Linked DNA regions of Homo sapiens: region 2 is linked to region 1. A link is an interaction called in ENCODE POLR2A ChIA-PET data of the cell type or tissue named here. Cell type or tissue: IMR-90. All regions are shown on one strand. Links, peaks and the distances in the headings refer to the core of each region. The heading gives the core; the rest is flanking DNA.

Region 1 (8,182 bases), core at 1,603-5,602:
ATTTAAATGCACTAAAAGTTCTTTGGCTTCTTTATTGGATATTAAAAATTTTATTTTTGAAAATACAATTAATTTACCATTATGTATAAGAAATGAAGCGTATCTTTTGTTCCAAATTTTATTCATACTTTTAACATATATAAAAAGAATTAGCTGCTTTTAATTCTTAGAGGTACAATGTTTGAATAAATGTTTGTTACACTGGCAACTGAAGACGTTTAGAGATTTTGTATGTATAAAATTTAGAGAAATTATAGATCAAAGTTAAGTGAATGATCAAACTTTTAAAATGAACAAATAAAAGTAGGCCAAGGATGAATGGAACAAAATGTGTTAGAAAAGTATTACCACCAGATCCCTAGATAATATATGAATGTAGGATATATTTGATTGTATAATTCTAAACATAAATTACATTAAATTATCTTAATCATTTATCTTCCTAGAATTTTGCAGGCAATTTAAAAATATCGAATTATTTACACTATGCTCCCTAAAGCAGAGATAAATTAATGGTCAAACTTTGGGAAACTAATTTTGTTCTGAGGCTGATGATCTCATATAAATAATAGTTTATAAGTGTATCAGTTTAGAGAGTTTGCCTTTGTAATCTATTAAAGAACACATTTTAGATAAATGTAAATGGAGATTATGGTTGCATATTATTAAGTTTCCTGACAAACACTAAGAATCTATGATAAAAATCATTTCCAGTGAATTCAAATATTATTTCCTTGAAGAACTGAATCCTTATGATAAAATTAGCACCTCCTCTTTCTCTTCCTCCCTCTCTTTTCTCTTCCTCCCTCTTTTTTCTTTTCTACCTTTCTTTTCCTATTTTATGTCTCCTTCCAAAAAGATTCAAGTCATTTGCTCTATACTAAATGCTCTTGGAAAAAGTGAACTTTTGCTATCCATTGTGTTAGACAGCCATTATTTGCTAAAGCAATTGGAAGGATTTTATATGCAAATAATTGATAAACACTGGTTTACCCCATCAATGGAAAAAAAAATCAAAACTGTTGTTCAAATAAATGAATTTTATTGTAATTATTAGCGTTCTTGTTTGCTAATAATGCTAATTGATGTGAAGTCACTCAATTCCTCACTACAATGAAATACTGAAGAAATAAAATGTCCTGGGAAGATGTGTCTGCATAAATATTATAAAGGAGGGGGAAAGAACAGGTTGGGGCATTAGAGCAAAGCCTAGGTTCTCACCTTGACCGTGGTGTTCTCTCACTGAATGACCTTGAGCAACTCACCTACCTTGCCTGGGCTCCAGGTTCATGATCTGTTAAGTATGGAGGTAGGAATTCATTTTCTTTTATTATTATTATTATTATTATTATTATTATTATACTTTAAGTTTTAGGGTACATGTGCACAACGTGCAGGTTTGTTACATATGTATACATGTGCCATGCTGGTGTGCTGCACCCATTAACTCGTCATTTAGCATTAGGTATATCTCCTAATGCTATACCTCCCCGCTCCCCCAACCCCACAACAGTCCCCAGAGTGTGATGTTCCCCTTCCTGTGTCCATGTGTTCTCATTGTTCAATTCCCACCTATGAGTGAGAACATGCGGTGTTTGGTTTTTTGTCCCTGTGGTAGTTTACTGAGAATGATGATTTCCAATTTCATCCATGTCCCTACAAAGGACATGAACTCATCATTTTTTATGGCTGCATAGTATTCCATGGTGTATATGTGCATTTTCAAGCTGTAAAGATGTCATACAGAGGCAGCCTAACTACTGAAAGGAGGCTTCACTCTGGCATGTGAAACCTCAAGTAACTCACTGGGCTATTTCCTGTAAGAACTGCTAACGAGGAGCCAAAGTGTCTCAACGAGTTCCACCTCAAAACTCTGTTCTTGCAGGCTCTTATCTTTACACATTCATGAAAGGCACTAGGCTAAAGGAAGAGATTCAGGGAAGCAGAAAATGAGAAAATGGCGGCACAAGGAGCATGGTTAACCTGTCAACCGAATAACTTACTGTTGGACAATTGGAAATGTGCTATCCACTGCAGCTAATTGCATTCTAATTGGTTGTAGTTAGAAATTTTTTACTTAAAAAAAAAATTTCCAAGTTGATTTATAAGAACTGTGTATTAGGACCTATGCCTTATGTATTTTTTGTTTTAAAATCCATTGTATGTAAGGATTATTTGGGGATAATTTTTTCTTATTTATTTGTATTACATTAATTCGTTTGCAATACATTAATTCATTAAATCTTCTCAGAGGTAGCATGAGACCTTTTGTGTGTTTGCGAAAATACATTTTTTTTGTGTAATGGCACGTAAGTAAATTAAAAATTAGTAACACAAACCAAATGGAAAAGTACATCAAATGCAGGATTTGTGATTTCAGAGCATACACTTAGGAATCTATGTTTTGTTATTTAACGAGTATTAAAACATAAATTACAAGTACATTGTGGTTTCAGAATAACACTGTATTTGACTTGATGACATAGCGATCTGTTCACATAACAGCATATAGTGCAGTGCTTGACATGTAGTTGGTGAATGAATGAATGATTGAAAAAATGAATGAATGATAGGAAGTCCATTTATATCAGAGTCATCCTAGTAGCTAAATTAATGACTGACTATAAAATGTCAAATTCCCCATTACAGTGCAATGATTACCAACCATTTTACCACCACAGATCCTGAGATTTGAAAAGTTTTGTCTACTAAACATGATATATTTATTTGATAGCAATTTCTTTTTCTCATTTTTAATAAAAGTGACATGGAATAATAGTACTGACAGAATTGATCACACAATAGCTTCATATTTCTCCTATTAAGGTAACAGTACAGTGTGGTTAAGGACATGGATTTGCAGCAAAGAGCATGGGCTCTTAACCGGATTACCTTGGTTAGAACCCCAGTTCATTAGCTGTGTGGACTTACACATAAGTTCTTACAAACTGCTCTGTATCTCAATTTCCTCATTCTAAGAGGAGGATAATACGTGTGCCAAATTCATGATTTTTTTAATGAATCCATGAAAAGCACCTAGAACAGGGCCTAGGACATAGTAAGCACTCAAAAAATGTTGGTGATTCCACGCTATGAGTGCTAACATGGATTATTCCCAAAGCTCACTGGAGCACCATGAAGTCAGGATTGTGCCCAAATTACAGATGAGAAAACAGACCTACTGAGATTAAAATTGCTTAATGTAACAGATTGGCTCAAGTCTAGAGCTAAATCTTGCTCCTTTTCTCTTTCTCTCCCTCTCTTCTTCCTTTTTCCCTTCTCTTCTCTTTTCTCTCTAACAGAAATCTTGATCTGCAAGAGATAAGCGGTGTTGCCACATTACATTAATACAATCCCAGGCAGAATCAATGCTTGACATTTCAATTAGCTTGTGCAACTTTATTGAAAGTGAACTTATGATTTCTGTTTAACTCTTGGAAATACTGAAAATGGCTGAAAGAGCTCCATTTCTTTCAGAATAGGAGCAGTGATATAAGGGAGCCTCCAGTTGGCTCTTTCATAATTCTTAACACTTCAATTTGTGGTAAGTCATTTAAATGTTGCCATAAATAGGATTTAAAGGGGGGGCGGAAAGTATTGTCTATTTTTTAAATGGCAAATTCTTGATTTTATGCTTTTTCACGTATTAAGAAAACAGATATTTTCAGAAGTTAATACAAATGACTTGCAATACAACGATCAGAAATTTTTTGCCAATGATGACTCATTTCATAAAAACCCAGAACATTTATTCTTTCTGTTCCTGTTTCAGAAGAAATAGCGTAAGCACCATGGCCACTGCTAGTCCTAACATTAACACTGAAGTTTATAATCCATGTTTTGCCTTTTCTGGCTGTGGCTGTTAGTATCTGGCTGGAGGGGCTCCAGGGCCACACACAGACGGCGTTCATGTATGACAGTGTCTTTTACGGAGTGGGGTAAAGAGGGCCACACTCTGAAAAACAGAGAGGTGGGAGAGAGGGAGGGAAGCCACAGAACACCCCCATGACCCCAGCCACCCACGGAACTGGGAGAGGGAGAGTCACCGCTTGGCTGAAGGCTGAGGAAAGCAGAGACGGAATAATGGATGACTATGAAATTAAAATAGGGTGACTTGAATAAGACATATACGACTTTTTTTTTTTTTTTTTAAACAGTGGAACCTACTTCTTCATGTCTCTAACTTTCCTGAGTGGGAGTTTATCAACCCTGTCCTTACAACTCACTACTTGTTCCGGGATGTAGGAAAACACCCTTTACCTTGAGGCCCTTCCCAATCTATCCAAGTCCACTGTCGAAATTCCTTACCCACCACCCTCCTGCCAGGAGACACTGTGATGCCCATTTCCCCAGGACCCTTCCTTCTGGACTGCTTTCTCTCCTACTGCTGTCTCTCGACCCCGCTCCATCTCCCTCCCCATCCTCCTCCCTCCCCCTCCTTCTCCTCCTTCAATGAGCTTGTGCAACTTTATTGAAAGTTCTCCCCTCCCACTCTGCCTCCTTCTCCCCTCCCCAGTCCTCTCCACTTTCCATCTCCCACCCCTCGCCTTCCTCCCGCCTCCTTCTCCTCCCCACTCCCTCTCCTTCTCTCCTCCTTCTCCCTCCCCCCTTCCCCTCCTTCTCCTCCCTCTCCCTCCTCTTCTTTCCCCCTTCTTCCCCCTCCCGCTCCTCTCCCTCCCTCTCCTTCTCCCCCTCCTCCTCCCTCCCTCTTCTCCCTTCCTCCCCCGACTCCTTCTCTCCTCCCTTCTTTCTCCCCTCCCCATCACCGCTCTTTTTGGTGTGTTGCTCACTTTCTCCTCAGTTTGTCCAAACACTTTCAGTTTTCACTTTCAGGAAGTGTTGAGGTCCACACCCAACTCAGGCTCTCCATCCCTGAGGGGAAGCACGTGGCTGTCCCCTTTCGGTGGATTTCAAGCATCCCTGGCGCAGGTGCAGCGGCCTTGCCCTGGGCTCACCAGCAGCCTTTGGGGTCCCAGTTGGCAGGCAGCCCTGTTCCCTGGGGGTCCCTGCCGGAGCTGCTGGTCCCTGGAGCTACCCCGTGAGTACTTTTCTGTCTTGGAATAGGATGTTCAAGTGCACAGGTCACGGGTAAGGACGGAGGCATAGATTAATCCGGCCCCTCACTGCCCCGAGGAACCCAGGATCTGGCACGGTCCTCGGCATGCTCATGCTGCAGTGAATGAGCGAGTGAGAGTGAACTGACAGGCGCGGGGAGGAAGAGGCTGAAGCACGCTTCACTTGCCCGCAGTTTTGTGAGGGCGGGGTCTGTAGGCCGGAAAGGAATTCTTCACCCCGGAAGTGAATGCTTGTCGCATGCATTAAATAGCCTGATTTGGCTGTCCCTTTCCCCACCGGTTTTGCTGCAGTCATTCTTTGGCGATAAAAATTTTAGAAATGTGTTTTCTGAAATTTTTCTTTTTTTTATATACTTTAAGTTCTAGGGTACATGTGCACAACGTGCAGGTTTGTTACATATGTATACATGTGCCATGTTGTGTGCTGCACCCATTAACTCGCCATTTACATTAGGTATATCTCCTAATGCTATCCCTCCCCCCTCCCCCCACCCCACAACAGGCCCCGGTGTGTGATGTTCCCCTTCCTGTGTCCATGTGTTCTCATTGTTCAATTCCCACCTATGAGTGAGAACATGCAGTGTTTGGTTCCTTGTTCTTGTGATAGTTTGCTGAGGATGATGGTTTCCAGCTTCATCCATGTCCCTACAAAGGACATAAACTCATCATTTTTTATAGCTGCATAGTATTCCATGGTGTATATGTGCCAAATTTTCTTAATCCAGTCTATCATTGTTGGACATTTGGGTTGGTTCCAAGTCTTTGCTATTGTGAATAGTGCCACAATAAAAATACGTGTGCATGTGTCTTTATAGCAGCATGATTTATAATCCTTTGGGTATATACCCAGTAATGGGATGGCTGGGTCAAATGGTATTTCTAGTTCTAGATCCCTGAGGAATCGCCACACTGACTTCCACAATGGTTGAACTAGTTTACAGTCCCACCAACAGTGTAAAAGTGTTCCTATTTCTCCACATCCTCTCCAGCACCTGTTGTTTCCTGACTTTTTAATGATCGCCATTCTAACTGGTGTGAGATGGTATCTCATTGTGGTTTTGATTTGCATTTCTCTGATGGCCAGTGATGATGAGCATTTTTTCATGTGTTTTTTGGCTGCATAAATGTCTTCTTTTGAGAAGTGTCTGTTCATATCCTTCACCTACTTGTTGATGGGGTTGTTTGTTTTTTTCTTGTAAATTTGTTTGAGTTCATTGTAGATTCTGGATATTAGCCCTTTGTCTGAGTAGATTGCAAAAATTTTCTCCCATTCTGTAGGTTGCTTGTTCACTCTGATGGTAGTTTCTTTTGCTGTGCAGAAGCTCTTTGGTTTAATTAGATCCGATTTGTCAATTTTGGCTTTTGTTGCCATTGCTTTTGGTGTTTTAGACATGAAGTCCTTGCCCATGCCTATGTCCTGAATGGTATTGCCTAGGTTTTTTTCTAGGGTTTTTATGGTTTTAAGTCTAACATGTAAGTCTTTAATCCAACTTGAATTAATTTTTGTATAAGGTTTAAGGAAGGGATCCAGTTTCAGCTTTCTACATATGGCTAGCCAGTTTTCCCAGCACCATTTATTAAATAGGGAATTCTTTCCCCATTGCTTGTTTTTGTCAGGTTTGTCAAAGATCAGATGGTTGTAGATATGTGGCATTATTTCTGAGGGCTCTGTTCTGTTCCATTGGTCTATATCTCTGTTTTGGTACCAGTACCATGCTGTTTTGGTTACTGTAGCCTTGTAGTATAGTTTGAAGTCAGGTAGCATGATGCCTCCAGCTTTGTTCTTTTGGCTTAGGATTGACTTGGCAATGCGGGCTCTTTTTTGGTTCCATATGAACTTTAAAGTAGTATTTTCCAATTCTGTGAAGAAAGTCATTGGTAGCTTGATGGGGATGGCATTGAATCTATAAATTACCTTGGGCAGTATGGCCATTTTCATGATATTGATTCTTCTTACCCATGAGCATGGAATGTTCTTCCATCTGTTTGTATCCTCTTTTATTTTATCGAGCAGTGGTTTGTAGTTCTACTTGAAGAGGTCCTTCACGTCCCTTGTAAGTTGGATTCCTAGGTATTTTATTCTCTTTGAAGCAATTGTGAATGGGAGTTCACTCATGATTTGGCTGTCTGTTTGTCTGTTATTGGTGTATAAGAATGCTTGTGATTTTTGCATGAAATGTGTGTTTTTTACAGAGCCTTAGGGTCTGTGGAGTAAATGTACCACATGAAACTACTAAATAAATCAAAATGGTAACACAGCTTTATGGAGTATTTTTATGGTGATCAGTTCATTTTGTCCAAGTTATATATGAGTTTGGAGGTGGATCTGTAAACTCCCCCCTCCAACTTTTTTCAGAAAAAGAATTTTTTTCCTTATAGAAGTAGTACATGTTCATGGTAAAATCAAACAAAGAAACGAGAATAAATCGAATGAGACAGAGGAAGAGAGATGAAAAGTAAAATTCCTCTTCCAGCCTCATTCCCCAGAGCAGCAGTTCTCAACTGGGGAGGATTTTGCCTCCTAGGGGATGTTTGGCAATGTCTGGAGATATCTGGTCATCTGTGGGGAACCGCCGCTACTGCATCTAGTGAATGGCCCAGGGTTGCTGCAGAATAGCCCACCACGCACAGGACAATCTCCCACAGCAAAGCATTATCCGGACCAGAGTGATCATAGTGCCTCTACTGCAGACCCCTGGCCCAAAGTGACTACGATGGTTTCTGGAAGACCAGAAACTTTAAAATATGTATGTGTAGTTTTTCCACTTTTTTTTTTTTTTGCACACAAATGGACTTTTTATCCTCTGTAATTGGAAATGGGCTTTTTTTTTTCACTTAATGTTTCAATGTCTTGGTTATTTTTTGGTTATTTTTTACATATTGATGCATACAATTTACTTAATTATTATTATTATTTTAGAGACAGGGTCTTGCTTTGTGACCCAGGATGGAGTGCTCCTAGCTCACTGCGGCCTCAAACTCCTGGCCTCAAGTAGTCCTTCCCCTCGTCTCAGCTTCCCAAAGTGTTGAGATTACAGGCGTGAGCCACTGTGCCTGGCCACAGCCTAATCGTTTTTAACTGTTAATTAGTTTTCAGTTGGCTCATA
Region 2 (4,000 bases), core at 1-4,000, 760 kb after region 1:
ATCAGTATAAGCTCACATTTAGCTTAATATAGATACAGATGGCCACCTATGGAAATATTTATAGATGTATGTATATACATGCGTTAGGATACACACATCTATTTCTTTGCTCTATCAGCTGAGAAGATCTAAAACAAATGGCACCCTCGTATCAATGAACACACCTAGATCTTGCATTGACTACCTCCTCCAATAAAACAAACCAAGTCTTCTTGTAGAGAGGGCTGATACTAACACCAAGGCCAGGTGTATACAGGATGAGCCTGGAGCATCCAGTAGTCACAGAAAGCAGGGCGTGCACCCTCCTCCCCACAGAAAACCTCACATCATGAGGGTGTGTGAAGGGGGCACAAAGCCAACTGAAAGCGCTCCCAATGGCCAAAGCTGGAACGATTTGAGCCACAAAATAAGTCGTGTTGGATTATAATCCAAACTATAAAAGAAATATCCATGGCCTGGTGCAGTGGCTCACACCTGTAATCCCACCACTTTGGAAGGCCAAGATGGGTGGATTACAAGGTCAGGAGATCGACACCATCTTGGCCAACATGGTGAAACCCCATTTCTACTAAAATACAAAAATAAGCTGGGCGTGGCGGCGCGTGCCTGTAATCCCAGCTACTCAGGAGGCTGAGGCAGGAGAATCGCTTGAACCCAAGAGACAGAAGTTGCAGTGAGCCCAGATAGCACCACTGCACTACAGCCTGGCAACAGAGCAAGACCCTGTCTCAAAAAAAAAAAAAAAAATCCACGAGTCTACACTGATATAAAGAATGATTGAATAAATGAATAAATCGGGGAGTCAAATCAAATCCCCTGCCAAATCATTTCTAATAACTTATGCCACTGTTTTGCCTTTAAGGAAGCTACTCCAGCCTTGAGGGATTGGAGCATAACTCCTAATCCCTAAGTGTGAGCTACACATACAGACTCCCTTCCAAGGGGTAGATTCTGGAAAGTGCAGGGCGAGGCAGCGGAGGAGCCACTTTACAGGGAAGAAAACACGACCTCAGCCAGGTGATTCAAGTCGAAGTCAGAACCAACAGTCACAAATCATGCTGACAGTGCTTGCCCACGATATGATGCAATGAAAATGGCGGCTTAGCTTTGTGATTTTCCTCTACAAAAGACACAAATCTAGTCTAATCATGAGGGGAAAAAAAGTCAGAAAATTTCCAACAGAGGGCAACCTACAAAAGAGGACTTCTCAAAATTGTTGGGGTCATCAAAAACACAGGAAGTCTGAGAAACTATGACAGCCAAGAGGAGCCTGAGGAGTCACGGCCACTAAATGTAACATGGTGTCCCATAGGATTCCGGAACCTAAAGCTGATGTTGGGTAGAAACTAAGGAAGTCTGGGCCAGGCACAGTGGCTCACTCCTGTAATCCCAGCACTGTGGGAGGCCAAGGCTGGTGGATCACCTGAGGTCAGGAGTTCGAGACCAGCCTGGCCAACATGGTGAAACCCCTTCTCTGCTAAAAATACAAAAATTAGCCAGGTGTAGTGGTGCATGCCTGTAATCCCAGTTACTCAGGAGGCTGAGGCAGGAGAATCTCTTGAACCTGGGAGGTGGAGGTTGCAGTGAGCCAAGATCATGCCACTGCACTCCAGCCTGGGGAACTGAGTGCGACTAAGTTAAAAACAAAAAAAACCTAAGGAAGTCTGAATAAGCTATGGGCTTCAGTTCATAAGATATTTATAATATTAGTTCATTAATTATGCAAAGGTACCATGCTAATATAAGCTGTTAATGATAGTGGGAACTGGCTTGGGTGTATGGGAACTATCTGTACCATCTTCCTAATTTTTTTATGAACCTAAAACTGTTCTAAAAACTAAAGTCAGAGTCGATGTTTCTATCAGTATCCCCACTCTCCAGCCATGTCTTTGTGTTCCTCTTCCTCGCAGTGCATGTGAGGATTTGCTCCTTGGCCTGGAACACTGTTTCTCTTGCTGTGGATCAACATAAGCCTAATCCATTTAATCATGGCGATCTCATCATCAGCTCCCACCTAAACTGCTCCTCTTCACAGAAGAGTTTTGCTGCCTTCAATCTACTCCATTGCACTCTCACTACTCCCTCGAGTTTTTCTTCACAGGACAAGCCATATTTGTATTATCTGAGTGTTATTAATTAGTTAAAGTCTATCACCTCCAGAGACTATAAGCTCCATGAAAGCAAGGACTACATTTGCTCCCAATTTCAATACTGAGAGTAACATTGAATATTCGATCATTTTAATGAATGAATACACGACAGAAAAAATGAATCCTGACCTCTCAAAGATTATGTACTTATTTTTACTTCCTTCTTGGCAGCATGTAAGATTACATATATTCTAAATTATTGATAGTGAACTTCTGTCTAACCCACGTGGTATTCTAAAAGACATTTTAACTATTCAGATACAGCTGAATATTTGTATCAGGGTAATACAGGCATAAATATCCAGTGGTTAAACCTCCATGAATGTACAATATTTTAGTCCATATTTTACATAGTCATTAAATGCTTTATTGAAGCAGAGTAAAGTCTGAAAACTAAAGCCAAATCCTTTGACACTAAAAATAAAAAAAAAGCGGGTGTCCAAGCAACATAACGGTCAGTGATTTGCTACTTAACAAATGAAAAACAAAGAAACAAAATCCAAATCAATGTAAACAATATATACCTCTCTGTTGACAATGACAACAGGTGCTATCAACACAGAAGATGATATAAATGTAAGTGCTTTAGTCAACATTACAGCCAGATGATAATAAGAACATTTCACTCTGCATTTATAGGACCCAGTAGCAGTCGGCTGTTAAAGAAAAGTAACAATAATCAAACTGGGCTAAGTATTTTCTATGTGAAGGTATCATGAAATTTATGAAGTCTGTGTAAGAAAGATAAAGGCATTCACTTTTGAAAGAATAAGATAGTTTAAACCTCAACATTCTCTATGCTTAAAATTGAGCTAATTTGAATAAACAGACCATGACATGGAACTGTCACTTTACAAGTTCCTGCTTTAGTCTTTAACTCTCAAACTAGCATTCTTTAAACTGTCTAACACTGTGAACTAGTTTTAATGCCTCCAGCTTTGTCTCCTATTATTATGAGCACATTATATGGAGTGAAAAAAGAGGAATATTGTTGGACTTAATAGTAAATATAATATGGAAAATAATGCAATGAGCACTTAAACAAAGTTATAACCATGGTTAAACAAAAGAAAGATTGTATGTGTCAGCTGCTGAAAGACATTCTAAGTTATTTGTGTGCAATATACTGTTGTTTGACAGAACTGACACCTAAATGTGAATGATGGTTTGCTTTCGCTAATATTAGGGCATGAATCTAGGTTTAATCCAGTCCAGTCAAACCTGGACTATGCCTCACTTTTTCTTCATAGATTTGACAATGGGTCTTCATTTTAAAATCACTTACAACCACGAAGAGAAAAAAAAAATCTCTTCACTGGTCCGTTTGGCAAATGACAGTTTGCTTGAGATTTCCTTCTGAGATCAAAGAGGAGGAAATAATGTCACGCTGCAGGAATTTCTAATGATTAATGTTATTACCATGAACACCAAAGGAAGTGATAATAATTTGCCAAGTGTGCTGCCCGGTTTTCCAGTATTAACTCATCACTATTTGCTTCCTCAGAGTAAGGATTTCTCACAAATAAGGAAAAGGGATGAGGAGATATGTATTGCTTTTGTTTTCCGAGAATGCCACGCACCCACACTCAGCACACCCTAGCGAGATTTTAGCCTATGCATGTGCGTCTTTCCTGCCTTTGCCTGTTTCTGCCTCTTGACCAGCGTCTATCAACTATGGAGCTCGACTCCCTGCCATTAAGGAGACAGACTTCCTGGGGTGCTCTGCTCCCACCTGCTCCCTTTTGGACTAAACAATGTGTGTGCTCTTCTGTTACAGAGTCAGTTCCTTCCACAAAATTACCGTCTTGCTGTCATTGGTATGGCTGCCAGCAAACCATGCCAAGGTCTTC

Evidence for each region. ChIA-PET counts read pairs that join two places held together with the same protein. Peaks named below come from ENCODE experiments on the same cell type or tissue, not always from the same donor. Only the 100,000 strongest peaks of a DNase experiment are listed, where the experiment ranks them.
Region 2: POLR2A ChIA-PET joins it to region 1 with 5 read pairs; 2 of 35 experiments call an interaction of 5 or more read pairs at or near these places.

Annotation. Positions count from the first base shown.
Region 1 is chr4:186,835,952-186,844,133 of GRCh38, forward strand. LOC124900877 (a long non-coding RNA gene) reads right to left here and starts at 4,867. Exons shown (of 2, transcript XR_007058506.1): 1 at 4,791-4,867; 2 at 2,445-3,312. It overlaps LOC102723906 (a long non-coding RNA gene), which reads left to right and starts at 4,711. Exons shown (of 5, transcript XR_939594.3): 1 at 4,711-5,038. In IMR-90, for the core only: no CTCF peak of the experiment used is centred there; DNase peaks (open chromatin) are centred at 3,760 and 4,510; H3K4me3 peaks cover 337 bases; H3K27ac peaks cover 1,904 bases.
Region 2 is chr4:187,598,878-187,602,877 of GRCh38, forward strand. The region is part of intron 2 of LINC02492 (long intergenic non-protein coding RNA 2492); the gene reads right to left. The region is part of intron 1 of LOC105377604 (a long non-coding RNA gene); the gene reads right to left. Among named protein-coding and RNA genes, the nearest start is that of LINC02492, 72 kb to the right of the region's middle. RefSeq lists an enhancer at 3,157-4,000. In IMR-90, for the core only: no CTCF peak of the experiment used is centred there; no DNase peak of the experiment used is centred there; H3K27ac peaks cover 256 bases.